Linked DNA regions of Homo sapiens: region 1 is linked to region 2. The links are chromatin loops, found by intact Hi-C in ENCODE. Cell type or tissue: gastrocnemius medialis. All regions are shown on one strand. Each heading gives the region's core, and the rest is flanking DNA. Links, peaks and the distances in the headings are about the cores only.

Region 1 (7,529 bases), core at 1,668-6,667, 86 kb after region 2:
CTTGAAATTCCCTCTAGGATTTGCTTTTCCCCTCCCACTCCCTCTCACCATCTGTCTCCAGCTCCACCTCTCCCTTACTCCTCTTTGGCTGGCTCACTTTCTCCTCCCATGTGCTACACATAGCTCAACACTCGCGTTTACCCAGATTCCTTCTCTCTGCTCCCCACGCCTTCTCTCTCTGTGTGTTCCTTCCTCCCCAGCAGCTTCCATTCTAACCTCCCTACGGAAGACTCCCACCTCTGCACTCAACTTCTACCCCTGGCCTCCCCGTGAATTGGGGTTCTGCACTTTTAACTGCCCACTGAATGCCAAAAACACATCCAAATGCAATGCAGCAGTTCTTTTCAGAAAAGAACCTTTCTTTCTAACTTGGTATATTCCCATTGATGAGACCTCCCCCCCTGAAACCGTGGTGTCTGTCACTCTTGATTCTGCCACCTTGTTTCTCAGTACTTCCCTCACACACAAGCACGTCTAGAGTTGACTTTGACAGTGGTCCTGACACCCATAGGCCTGCTTTTGCTCCCACTTCCACCCACTGGATTCTGGCTCTTCATTTTACCAAAAGCTACTCCATAACACTCCCCATGTTATATCTCCACCACAGCCACCACCAGCACCCCCTCCTCTACTTAAAACCCTGCATCACCACTGCCTACAAGCTAAATACAGATCTCAACACAGCACACACACCCCTTTGCAGTCTGGCTCTTACATCCTATCCCTTTGTTAATTTTCCATAACTTTCCACTACCCTAGCCAAATTGTCCTATTATTTCTAAACAGAGCATTCTCCCTCCCGTGTTGTTACTCACACCGTTCCCCTTTACCCCAAATGCCTTTCCCTCTCATACCTGCTCTTCAGTTCAAGGCCAAGCTCAAGATACACCTCGAGTTCTAAAGCCTTCACTTGCCCCTTGGTGACTACTCTCAACTTGCGATGTGAATTCATGTAGACCCTAAATGGACTGTACAGTTCATCTAATATTGAATAGACACTCCTTGATCTTCCGATTAATCTCTTGATGTGCCACATCATCTCAAAATCATTAACGTCTAACTAGAGTAACAATTACATGTTACATGAATGTTAGCAATTGCCCCTTACTTCAGCTTGAAAGGGAGAAAGGCCAGCTTGCTGGGTCATCTCCCAGTCAAATTCTTTGCAGTGGAGAATCCAAGTAAGGAAGGAAATAGAAGAACTAAAAACAAACAGAGAGGCTACAGTGACATATAAAGCACTGTGCTAAAGGAACAGGACAAGAAGAGAAAGGAAAGGAAAGCCTCAAAGGCTGAGACATTGGGAAGCAGACCTTGATAGTGGGAGAGAGAATTTAAGAAAGCAGGTGCCAAACACATGGAGACTATTAAGAGAAGAGAAAGGACAAGATAAGATGGATGCAGTTTTTTGCTGCACGACAGGAATGCATTTTTTCCACTCTTATTCATAATCCCTCAAAAAGATGAGTAAACATATACAGTGTTTTAATTTTTGGTTACTTGAATGTGACTTTATGAACAAGACTAGGACATGAGACAACAAGATTTATCTGAGTTACATAATGAGTATAACTTGTTTGTTTGGAGGCTAAAATCTCTTAAAGTCAGGGATTGGGACCTGGTATTTCTTTGTATTCCCAGTCCTGGGAACAGTGTCCTACATGTAGTCATTAATCCATAAATGTTAGTTGATGATAAACAAGGATGCAGATAAATGAGCAGATGACGTGATCCCTGTTTTTTATCATGGAATGTTCCAGAGGCTGTCATCTGTTATTAGCGATGCAGCCAAACAGCATTTGTCATGTATTTATTTAAGGAGATTATCCATTTGTCTACCAAGCAAATATAACTTTTGTAGGTCAAACTCACAATTACGGCATTAAAACAGGACAACCATGTGAGGATTGCTTGTGAAGAATGCACGTGAATACCAAAAATATCATGGCATTCAAAACCCAAATGTCAGAGAGAGCATTTGAGATGAGAAAGCAAGACAGCATTTTCAAAATGCAATCCCAATTATTTATATTCTTCAAAAACTAGACAATTTTCTTCTGCTGACATGTTCGACTCTGGTCCATTTTCTTGATGCTCTGAGTTTTATACCCAAGACCTTTGTGAGAAACAATTAAAACTACCATGATTTCATGTCAAAAGTAAATGATCATCTCTAACACCTCTCTGATGGGTTTTCAAAACATTTGCATTTTCTGAAAAATCCTTCCTTCCATTCTCATGCACTCATTCTGACCTCGTAAAAAGTCTATGATAAAAGGTACTTAAATATCTACCTTCAGGAGATTGTAGTGGAAAAGCAAAAGGATCACAGAGAAGGAAATGGAAATGAAATCAGGAATTGTGATCTTCTGGAATATGACTGTTCTCTGCATAACATTAAATGAGAGGAATGTCACTAGAACTTGGCAATGTGATAGCGTCCATGAAAGACCATGAAAGCAGCAACCCCCTGTTTATTTCCTAACCTTCCTGGCCATTCCACATTGACTGTGATGTGCAAATGTAGTAATACAATGAAACCACTACATTTACCATTACTCCAATGTATAAATGCAATATTGTGATGAAACCACTTAAATATCTTCTGCTTAAGGAGATTTGCACTGTCCTTTTTCTGAAAACTGTTAATGATCACTGTTTTTTCCTTGAGGAGATCCCTAAAAGTCTCAGATTCTTAAGGACGTTGCTAAAAAGTACACGTAAATTTCAAGTTGAATGCCACCTGAAGGTTGATGGAAGTGGAGCAACACAGAATTCTGAAGATAAACTGGCTGTCCTGAGCGAAAACTGGAAGAAAGTTAAAGACAACTGGATAATGTGTATCAAATGTGCCATTAAAATATACAAACCCTTTGATCCAGTAAATTCCATATCTGGGAATTTAACCCAAATAAATCATCCGAGAAGACACAAAGATGTGGTTATACCAACATTTGAAATTCTGCCCAAAGAAGCAGAAAAAAGGAAGAAAGAAAGGAAGGAACGAATTGTGTAACGATAGCCTATTGATAATAAATTATAGTACATTGATTCAATGGAACCCTATACCACCACAAAGAAAACTGTTAGAGATTTATATTTATTAACATAAAAGATTGTCAGTGAAACATTAAATGAAAAAAGCAAATAACCAGACAGTAAATGAATGTATTCTTCTTTCCAAAAACAGTGTATGTCTATATACATGCACTGTCATGCAAAGAAAAGGAAATATCACAAAATGTAAACACTGGTTGTCAGTAGAGGGGCGGGTTATAGGAGAAGAAACCAGTTTTTCTTATCTTTCTTGTATATATTAATTTCATAATAAATAGACAATAGAGTCTTTTTCATTCTTCAAAAGAAAATAAATTACCTTGTTGAGAGAAACGCATACTTCTGGAAGTTTGCATATTTTGTCCTGAGAAATTCTCTCTCTTTCCTGCTCTCCTTCTCTTTCTTCCTCTCTCCAAAGAAAGAGAAGAGATGCTACAAAGGAGCAGAAATTTGGCTATAAAAAAAGGCAATTTAAAAAATTACTTTCTTAGTTGAAATTTGCACTGACAGAAGCTAAGAAAAGCTTTTGACCGTAAGCTGGCAAAGCCCCGAGAAAGTTTGTCTCTAAGTTAAAAGAAAAAGGGAAAGTTTTAAAGAAATATTTAATCGAATTCCACAGACAAGATTTCGGTTAAAATTCATTATTATTAAGGGATAAAGTATTTCTTTCTAGAATTAAGAAGAAATGCTTTAAAATATAAAAATAACTTATTATGTAATTTTCATAAATTAACCTGTAAATAAAATGCACTAGCTTTATTTTTTTTAAATAGAGTGTTGATGGGGAGAGAGAGAAAATGAGGCAGAATGAGGAAGGAGAGAAAAGGAGAATTTATGGCTTTGAAGTCATATCTTCAGTTTGCTTCTCAAAACCAGGCAATCCCCCACGTAATGGATCAGGCCCAAATTGTAGAATATCTGCAACTGCTCTGTTCTATTAAATTTTGAAACTGATGCTCAAAAACTGCAGAAGCATCTTAGTAACTCATGACAGTGCCCTTCCACATGGACTCAGACTGGCTTTACCCTACTGAGGGTTGTCCTTTACTTCTTGATAAATTCCTAGAATTTGCATAACTTTTAGTGCTCAAAGAAATTGGCTGAGAGCATTGTGAAAGAGTCTCCTGAGGAGCTACCAGGTCCATTGGGGGGACCAGGGATCTTCCTTTCTAACCAACCTGATTTCAGGGACAGTCTTGGTAGGAAGAGAAACATCTCATCCATCTTTGATCACCTGCTCCAACACCACCGCAGCCTGGGAAGCCCATCCCAGCAGGGCCAATGGACCTTAGACTGCCAGCTCCAGGGACAGACGTATCCAGAATGGAATGCTCGGGGTATCACCACAATCAACAGGTACCAATAAGTAAATCATGCTGACCATGACAATATTTAGGATTAGGGCATATAGAAATAGGGCATGGAGTTCAGGCCAACTAATTTTTTTAAATCCTAAAATCCATTAAGTAATAGAAGATCAAAAAGAATAATCTTGATTGCTGACAATATTAATATGAGGTCTCAATTTAAGTAAAACTCAAATTTCATAGAAATCTTTGAACTAAGCAAATGTGAGCTATAAGAATTTGATGTAAATTATGCCATTCAGGGAAGCTTTATATTTCCTCTGCTTTTGTTCTTTTCAAACTATTGCATTGGAACATTCCAATGGTTCTCCCCGCTACACTCCCTACCCCCACCATTGCAGTGAGTTCAGCAGAACTTACTCAATTGTGGTTTTAAAATGACCATGAAAAGGTGAAATATTTGCATTTTTTTTAAATCTTAAGTTTTCAGTGAAAGATGTTAATGATTCTATAGATGATATCTTTTCCAAACTTTCTTCAACTGTTTTACCCCTGGCCCCCAGAGCAGGGTATCTTAGAGGACAAAATGTAACATTCCCAAAAGAATGATGAAAGTTTCTCTCTCTTTTTTTTTTTTTTTTTTTGGCATTTGATACTCTAAAATACTTTTAATATAATAAAAAGGGGGAATGAGGATTTAAATGTCACAGAGGTAGATTGTGAAAACCTACAAATAATTCTTAAGGTTGACATTTTGCAGCTGGGAATTTTCTTCACATGGCATTAGGAAATGGCAGAATAACTTTTACATAGGAACAAAATTTAACCAGTCAAGTGACGAACATGTGGTCATCATGGTTGCAAGGAGCTATGGCATGGTCCAATCTCTCTAGAAGTTTACAGTTTAATTAAACATATAAAATCATCATGCCAGAAAAGGTTTGTGGGGGGGAACGGAGAACATTCTGATGCTACTTTGTGTGATACTGGCTGTCAATGTGATTAGCAGAAAGTAATGTGAGACACATGACTGGTAAAGCAAAGATTTTATAAAAGAAGGGGAAGGGAATCAGAGTGGAGAGAAATGACGCCAGCTACACGGAGAAGAACCAGTGGGAAACCTGCAGAGCTGAGTTAGGTGAACAGCTAGGAAGGCTGCCCAGCAAGCCAAACCACAGGGTTCAGAGGCAGGAAAGACACAGCCCCAATCTGAGCTGGCCTTGGTATCTAAGAAGAGGGCATGGTCCAAGGCAGAACTAATGGGACTATCATGAAATCAGGGTCCAGACCACGGAGAAGGGGACCTACCACAGATGAAGCAGCTGGTCAGGGTAAGGGTCGTGAAGCTGGGACTGTGGGCAGTGGGACTTTATGCCTAAGGAAATCAGGTTTTGCTCCAGGAAGCTGGAGGAAGCTTAGTGTCTATGCATTTAGAGGAGAATATTCCAGTTCAATGTACAACCAAGGGGCCAGGGACCCCAGGAAAATTGATTTGAATGGTAAGATGTACATGGGAACTCCCTCCACCAATAAAAGCTAATAAAGTACTGCAGGCTTGTTTGAGAATGGATCAGAGACTAGAGGCTTCATGTAACTGGGTAGGTCTGGAGAATGCAGGGCCTGACATTATGAGAATGAAAGGGGCAGTTATAGAAAATGGGCAGTTCTAGAAGTGTGGATAGGCTGGGCGCAGTGGCTCATGCCTGTAATTCCAGCACTTTGGGAGGCTGAGGCAGGAGGAATATTTGAGGTCAGGACGCCATCTCTACTAAAGATACAAAATTAGCTGGGCGTGGTGGTGGGAGCCTGTAACCCCAGCTACTCAGGAGGCTGAGGCAGGAGAATCACTTGAGCCCGGGAGGCAGAGGCTGCAGTGAGCAGAGATCGTGCCATTGCACTCCAGCATGGGCAACAAAGAGAGACTCTGTCTCAAAAAAAAAACAAAGAAGTGTGGATAAAGCAGATATGCCCTGCCTGAGTTTTCTGATCCAAAGGAGAATATTCCAGGAAGAATAACTTCTTTGAATATTCCAGGGTGCCAGTGTGCTAGTAAGAATTTACATTCAGTAAAGATGGATTACAAAAGATGAGTTAACACATTTTAAAGAATCAACCCAGCTTCACTGCATCAGAGCTGGGAAACAAAGATCCTTAAAAATATATAATCAATAAAGATATTACCAAGTTAAAGAATATTCCAAAAATTTAAGTGTCCTGCCAACTATCTTATTTCTTTATATCTTAACTTACTCTATAAGATCTGAGAGGCTCATAGAAATACATAAGATTAAAGAGTGAAATTCAACTTAAGTGAATATTAGAGGCAGGGAAAATATCACCTAAAGTCAGAGTGTACAGAAAAGAGACACGCAGACCCTCAGCTCTTCACAGTACCAAGAGGTGAATTTCCAGTTTGGTTCTGCATCTCCCCGTGGGCTTTTCTGACAAGAGAAAAACGTATGCTAAGCATCTTTCACTTCCTATGGGAGTCCTTTCTTCTGGCATGTCCTGGTCGGTCGCTCGCCCTGTCTCCTCCCATCTCGTCCCTATCACCCTGAGTCTTCCACAGGGAGCCAGGTCCCAGCTGCTCCACATGGCCAGGAAGCAGTCACAGGAGCTGGTAGTCAGACAGTAACAAAATGGAACAGGAGGGCAGCTAGGGAGTGGCAGGATCTGGCCTTTTTATCTCTGGATTCCTTTTAATTCCTGAGCAGGAAACAAAAGGATTCGTCAAGAAATGGCTGAGACAAAGGAATACACATCTAGAGACTTGATGCCTGAATAGCTAAAATAGACACACACAGAAAATTAACACTGGCCACTATGCCTGGCTTCAGGAAGCCCTCCAGCCAAGCTGAGATGTTAGCAACATCCCCCACCCCTACTTTTCTACTGGAACTTTTCCCCCTTTCAATACTGCCAGCAGCCCTCACCCCAGCTAATACAGCCCCAGTGGTGCCCCCTGCCTTCAGGAAGACTTTCTCCAAAATCACTCTCTCTGTCAAATTTACAGAATGAGGTACCCCAGCTCCAGTTGCTTTTGAAACTTTCATTTTAAAGGACAAGGCTTATAGGAATAGTTTACCCAGAAGGGAGGGAAGCAGAGTTCAAGAATAAGAAAATAGAGCTTTACTAAGGAATTCCAAAGGACTACCCAGAAATTCA
Region 2 (7,529 bases), core at 1,493-6,492:
ATTTTATTGTTTCTTTGAAGAACACTGCAGTACAACAAAGATAGAAGAAAAGTTGTGACTCAGGGTACATGGTAAGGATGCCCTTTGAGGACATATGGCACAGCCGGGAAAGCCCTCAACTCAGGCTTCGTGCTTTTAAAGGGTCTGACCGTGAGCAATGATGTTAGGTGAAATACAGTCCCTGACATAGGAAGCAAAGCCTGGCAGTGAGTAAATTCTTAAAAAGGCAAAAGGCAGAAAGTGACCAGACACTTGAAGGAAATGCATCCATTTCATCAGTGGGTGTTCACAGATTACATTTGGTCTAATATAGGCTTGGAGTGTTTGATTTTATACTATTTTGTATTTAAGTATAAAATATAATTTAAAATGTATTCATATCTAGAGAGAGAAGAGTGGCTAAGTTTGCCTGTGAATCTCAGAACAGCATACCATCTGAGTGATATCTTTTGATTTCCAACATAACAAAAAATCCCCCCACCAACCCATATATCATTATCGACACCACCATTTCCCTTCAAATGAAGAAAACCTTCCAGAGGTCAATGGTAAATTACATGAGGTGTAAGCGAAGTTAGCTAAATGAGTCAGATTATGAAGAAGAAGGGCGATCAATCAGTTGTGGGCATTTTTAAAAAAACATTCTCCTTCCCTGCACAGTTGTTTTTGTGTATGATGTTTACTTCATGATTTCTCTACTGAAATAATAAAAAAAAAAATTCTCCTGTGTTGCTTTGGCTCTCTAAGGCAGAGTCTAATTGTTTCTTTGGAGAGCTGTTCTGAAGGCTCCCATGGTGGCAATTGCGACGAGAGCTATTTTTAACGCTCCTGGTCTTTTAATAGTCTGGCCTGTGCAGTGAGGTGAGGCTGCTGAATTTGGGCTGAATGCTGATGCTACCAAGAGAACCCACCAGTCTCAGCTCTCACCCTGGGGGGATCTGAGCAGCTGGTATCAGGGCCTCAGCCGTGTCTGCTAAGATGCAGTGCCTAATATTAGCACTCTGAGGCAAGAAGTAAACCGGGGGAATAAATAGTGCACCATCAAGACGTTCAGTCTCAGAGGCATCCTATTTTAAAGTCGGAAGGCAGACATTATTGCACAGAAAAAAACTAGTAAGATTCGCTGGCAGGAGAAACACAAACACATCTGGACAAACACAAACAGGATTTAAAAACCAAAGGCAAAGAAAGGAAGATACATGAAGCCCATCTATGAAAGACAATAAGTAAAATATAATTAAATTGGAATATGCAAAAAAAAAAGCTTGACAGAAAGCTGACATTCAGCAGAATTAGAAAAATTAATCTCAACATTGGGGAAAAAAGTAACCACATCTAACAAGTAAATAGACAAGAGGCACAGTGGGAAGGACAGTGGCTTGGGGAGTGGAAGGTCTGGGATGGTGATACAACAATCAGCTGAGAGAGCTCATTAAGAGGTTGACTTTTACCTTCATTTCCCTCATGGAGGAATTAAAGATTATGATTATAATGACTTCAAGCAGCAGGTACCATTTCTATGGAGTGTACCCTTTAATCCACAAGAGCTTGCACCATGCTTGGCATGTCCTAGGTGGCTCAATATTTTTTGAGTGAAATTTATGGATTTTAAAACTGCAAAGCAATATGCCAATATTTTTGGATCTCTCAGTTTTTATACAGGCAATTTAGAGCAGTGGTTCTCAAAATGTGTTTCCCAGATCAGCAGCATCAGCCCTGCCTGGGAACTCGTTACAAATGCAAATTGACCATCATTGTCACAGACTTACTGAAGGAGAAACTCTGGGGGTGGGGCCTGGCAACTGAGGTTTAAGAAGTCCTACAGGTGATACTAATACAAGGTACATGCTAGAGTTTGAAAACCACCATCTGGAAAATTAGAAGCAAGCAATCTTTTAACATCAAATATTAATATTATTCATTTCCGAATTACACATATAACGCAAATTACAGAGGACAAAAATCAGAGGCCAATGGGTGAAAGTCAAATATTATATGACATCAAAAAGCCTTTAGTGATTGCACTGTTGACATGGTTTTCTTCTTTTTCTGAGTGGGAGGTCTTGGGCTCAATTATTGCAACTGTCATTGCATTCTTCACACATCTACTTCCCTATTCTTTAAGGGCAGGTATTGATTACTTTTATGCCAGCCTCTAGCACAGAGCCAGGGACACTATAAATACTCATTATATAGTAAACTAATAACTGCATAAGCACCATGCATCACTCTCTCTAATATAATTCCTTTTATTCAATTTCTCTAGCTCTCAAATAATAAAGTGCAATATTGATACAGTCCATCTATATCTTTTAATCTGATGATTCCGAAGAGGAAGATAATTCAATACTTAGAATTCAATACCTCAAAGGGGAAGATATTTCATTAAGTATGTCCTGATGACTACTCCTGAGAAGTTGAAATCAAAAGAAAGAAAACATTAGATTAATTAAGGTGTTACACCATGAGACAGACAAGTTAGGGGATTGACTTAAACTACATAAAAATTTATATAACTATATTTATTAGTTGAGTTTTAAGTTTTTGTAGTAAATCAAACTCTAAAGAAGGTATTCATTCACTCTTCAGAAAGAATTTTTTGTGAGTGAAAATTCACATTTGGGGAATCTAAAAGAAGTTCAGGAACAGTTCTTACCTTCAGGGAGCTTAGGCTCCAGATGAGGAGGTAAGACACATTCCCATGAAACAGCATACTGAGTAAATGAGCAGGAGAATGGTCCCAAGGCAGGCACATGTGCATGGCAGTGCCCAGGCTAGCCTCACTGATGTGCCGGGGAAACAAGGCTAGGCTAGGGCCCCCAATCCACAAACCAAAGAGTTGGGGTCACTGACATGGCATCTTCAAAGGTTTCTGCACAGAGTAGAGGCATGGTAACGATGTGTTGTATATTGATCTCTTCCTGTAACCACTCACCGCCATTTCAGGGGAGCACTTAAGGTCTCTCCTCCCTTCTCCCTGGGAGCAAGTGTTCTGGTCTGGACGAAATGAGAGAACTCCAAGAGGGATGTCGAAACTGGGTGTGGGATGGGGAGTGGGCAATGCCCTTGCAGAAGAAATCAGAAGAATGAAAGCTCCAATCTTTCTCATCTTTCATCCTCTTACTAGTGTTTAGAGGCTACAAAGAAGTGCCCTTGATGGCTTACCGATTCTGTGCCAGTGTGTGTGGATGTGGATGTGGGGATAGATGTTTGTGTATGCATGTCTGCGTGCATGTGTGCACTCTGTGTATATTACATTTGTATATGTGTGTACATGTTTTGTGTTTGTGTATGTGTTATGTGCATGTGTGTATACATGTGTGTGCATGTGTTGCATATGCATGTATATGAGTGCACATGTGTGTTGTGTGTGCATTTGTGTGTTCTTGCGTGTGTGTTTTCTTTTACAAGGTCAAGATCATCATTCCATTTTATAGATAAGAGAACTTGGGCTCAGAGGAGCTAAGTAAAGTTGGTGAGTGGAATTCAACCCAGGACTGCAGACTCTAACCCTACGTCCCTCTCTTTCCTCATATGTGTTCCTTCTTTCCTTTTGATGAAGTTCATTTGAAAAGACTGTGAGGGCCAACCAAGGCCAGCCCTGAGGCCAGACACAGTGGGCAGGAAGTGGCCCATTCAGGCCTGGCTTTCCTGTGATCTTTGCTCCAACCTGGCTCCCCTGAGCAGGAGATGCAGAAAGAGCTGAAGCCAAATCTCTGGCCAAGAAAGTGGTGATTGGACTCTGTGCAGGGCTTGACAATCACAACAATATCAACAGCTGACATTTGTTGAGGGCTTACTATGCACCAGGTCACTTTCCAAGCACACTACCTATATCATCTTATTTAATCTTCACAGTCATTGGATTGTGGCACATTGAATACCGTCACCCATGCCCAATTTACAGATAGACAGCTGAGACCCAGGAAGATTAAGTAACTTCCCCAAGCTCACACAATAAATGAGTAGTGGAAGCAGGCGCTGCACTTGGGCAATCTGGCCTCCCGGCCCAGCTGGGCTTTGCGGTCAGCCAGGCCCTGGCTTCGTAAGTATCACATCGGCAGCTGTGAGTAAGGCAGCATGGCCTGCGGGGAGGGTGCAATCACCCAGGCGGCAGATGCCAACAGCTTGAATCAGGGCATTGGTAATGGAAGAGGAAGAGCCAGGGCAGATGGAGAGTCATCATAAATAAAGGAAACTTGGTGGCACTCCAAAGATAACTGAGATGAGGGCGGCGAGCATAATGGCCGAGCTTCCAGCCCAAGTGAGGAGGGAGATGATGGCACCACTGATAGAAACTAGGGATGCATGAGAAAGCCAGACTGCAATCAAGTGTGGGATCAAAAGGAGGCAGAGAGAGGCCGGCAACATGACTGGGTGGGTGTGGGGGGCGCGGACAGAGGGAAGGAAGGTGGTGAGGAGGAGGGGGAGGAAGAGGAAGGGGAGGAGGGGAGGAGGAGTCGGCAGACACATTGCTGCCTGGTGCAGGCAAAGTGCTGAGGTGAAAGGCTGGGCTAGAAGGGGTCTGGAAGCCATCCACCTTGAGGTGATGGCTCAGAAGGAGCCATTGCTACCCAAGGCAGAGGAGAGCAGCTGAAGAGGGAGGGGAGGAAGAAGAGGGTGGGAGAGGTCTCAGGAGAGCAGGCACAGTGCAGTGCTCTGGAAGCCAGGTGAGAAGGCTTCTGAAAAATGATCAACTTCAGCAGGATAAGGATGAGGAAGGAGCCCTCGAAATCAGTGAGAAGGGCACCACTGATGACCTTGGAGAAGCACTCTTATGATACAGAGAGAAAAGCAGCATGAGGGAGTGGGTAGAAAATTATGAGTTGAAGATGGACCAATATGTTGCAGTAACGAGGAAGAGAGAGTGGAAGAGAAAGAAGGGGAGATCAAAGTGGAGGACAAGAGGGAAGAGGAGGAGAGGAGGAAGAGACAAAGGAGGAGGAGAAAGCGGAGGAAGTGGACATATGGAAGGAGCAGCAAGGAATTTCCAAATTACTGCTTGTTTGCAGGACTGGTTTTAAGATAGAGAAGGCCAGAGAATCCTTGTGAACAAGAAGCCAGGAAAGAAGCAGGGAGGGACAGGGAATATAGCAGAAAGAGGGAGACAAGGTTAGAAGCACATGATCCTGGAGGAAAATTGAAGAGGGAGTACATCAGGCTAAGTGTCTTAGTGTCTTGGCAGCATTATTCACAATAGCCAAAAGATGGAAATACTCCAAGTGTCTGTCAGCGCATAAAGGGATAAACAAAATGTGGTACATCCATACAATGGAATATTATTCAGGCATAAAAAGGAATGCAGTTATACCTGGTATAACCTGAATGAACCTTGAAAACCTGCTAAATTAAAGACACCAGCCACAAAACTACACATCATATACTTGGACTTATCTCTAAAATGTCCAGAATAAATAAATCTATGGAGACAGAATGTAGATGAGTGGTTGCCTAGAGCTGGGGGGTGGGGAGGATGGTAGGGCCACAGAGTGATAGCTAAAGGGTAGAGGGCCTCTTTCAGGGGTGATAAAATGCCCTAAAGCTGATTATGGTGATGACTGCACAACTCTATGAATATACTAAAAAGCACTGAATTGTAAACTTGCTGGTATGTGGATTGTATCTCAATAAAGCTGTTATTTAAAAAAACAAACAAACTTTGGAGTCATTCACAACTCTCCACTTCCACTCACACCTCAGCACACCAGGAAGTGTTATCAGCTGTACCTTCAAAGACATCCCAAATCCAAAACGTCTCACTACTTCCAGCACCACAGTGGTCAAGCTGTCCTTATCTCTAGCCTGATAAATGCACATATTTTAAAAATAGCCTCCTAACTGGTTTTCCAATTTGTCCTCCCTATGTTTATTCTGCCCCAGACTCCACAGTGATCCTTTTAAGTGGAAAGTCCAATGGCTCAGCCCAGTTCATGCCCTCAGTGGCTTCCTGTCACTCTCAGAATGAGCTCCCTGTCCTTCCTTCCTGGCCAGGTCCAGGTTCCTTCTCAGCTTGCTCAGGTCTCATCATAGGTTCTCTCGGGCACTGTGCTCCGGCTCTTCAAACACGCTGGGCATATTCCTGCATCATGACCTTTGCACATTATCTTGGTCCATTCAGGCTGCTAGAGCAAAATACCTGACACTAGGAAATTTACGAGGTGCATGCAGATTCAGTGTTTGGTGAGGGCCCATTCCTCATAGACGGCACCTTCGAGATGCCCTCACATGGCAGAAAAAGAAGGCAGCTCTCTGGGCCCTCTTTCATGAGGGTACTAATCCCATTCATCAGGTGAAGCTCTCATGACCCAATCACCTCCCAAAGGCTCCACCTTCTAATACCAACACCTTGGTGATTAGGTTTCAACACAGGAATTTTAGGGAAACGCAAACACAGATCATAGCACTTGTGCATAGCATATAACTATTTCCTCTGCCTGCAATCCTATTCCCCTGATAGTCACACTGTTTACAAGCTCATTTTATTCAGTCTCTTCACAAACATTTCCCCTTCTAGGAGGCTTTACCTAGTCAACCTATCTGCAATCCTATTCCCATTTTTCTTCATCCCTTTACCCTGTTTTATTTTTTCTTCACAGCACCTATCACTCCTTGATGTCTGACAGCCTTCCTTCACTCCACATCTACTTTCTCCTTCCCCTGTAGTTCAAACTGATACTGTCTTTGATGGTAAAATCCCATCTCAATTCCTGGCTTCTGCTGAGATGGCTGATTAAATCCATGAATCACATCCATGATCTCTTACCAAATGGTTGCTCAGCCATAACCTTAAGTATTCTCTTCAGAACAACTTCCCCATTTTTCCCATTTTTGCCATGATTACACACACACACACACACACACACACAGACACACAGACACACAAACACACTACATATATGCAAACATACACACGCATACACTGTATACACAAATGCATATGCATATTGTCTAGTCATCTTCCTCACTGAAATATGACTTCCACGAGCACAGGGACTTTGCTTCATTCTCAATTGTATTCTCAGCACCCAGAAAAATCCCTGGCACATAGTACACATTCAGTAAATAATTATTGAATGAATAAGCCTTACTACAACTCCTTATGTTAAAGATGAGGAAACCAGAAGGAGTTAAGAAAGGTTAGGAGGATCACACAAGGTCACACAACCAGTAGGTAGAAGTGGTTAGCTTGAAGCCCTGACGTACCATGTCTCACTAGCTTTGTTTTGTTATTCTGAGCCCCAAGGGGTGCAATGTCTGGTCCTGAGAAGGGATGAATGACACAGGGGCAATACATTCATAGACCATTAGAAATGCCCATACCTTCCACTCTATTCATAACTAACAGAAAATTCACAGACCATTAATATGTAGCAGTGAAACACACTCTTTGACTCAAAGATGGGCCCCGAGTGAAGAGGCCTGCATTCCGGTTTCCCCCATGAGCTTTGTGACCTTGATCAAGTCCCACAGCCTTATGGAGTCAATATTGCTTCCATGCTTCACACAGAGGTGAGTTCTGAGGTTTCTGC

Evidence for each region. Hi-C counts contacts between places; a loop is a spot of excess contacts. Peaks named below come from ENCODE experiments on the same cell type or tissue, not always from the same donor. Only the 100,000 strongest peaks of a DNase experiment are listed, where the experiment ranks them.
Region 1: a loop joins it to region 2, with 2.2 times the contacts of the local background. A loop is called at or near these places in 1 of 110 quality-filtered maps.

What each region holds. Positions count from the first base shown.
Region 1 is chr2:229,571,340-229,578,868 of GRCh38, forward strand. The region is part of intron 4 of DNER (delta/notch like EGF repeat containing); the gene reads right to left. Among named protein-coding and RNA genes, the nearest start is that of DNER, 140 kb to the right of the region's middle. In gastrocnemius medialis, for the core only: no CTCF peak of the experiment used is centred there; no DNase peak of the experiment used is centred there.
Region 2 is chr2:229,485,112-229,492,640 of GRCh38, forward strand. All of the region lies in intron 6 of DNER (delta/notch like EGF repeat containing), which reads right to left. Among named protein-coding and RNA genes, the nearest start is that of PID1, 220 kb to the left of the region's middle. RefSeq lists an enhancer at 1,339-1,840. In gastrocnemius medialis, for the core only: no CTCF peak of the experiment used is centred there; a DNase peak (open chromatin) is centred at 4,060.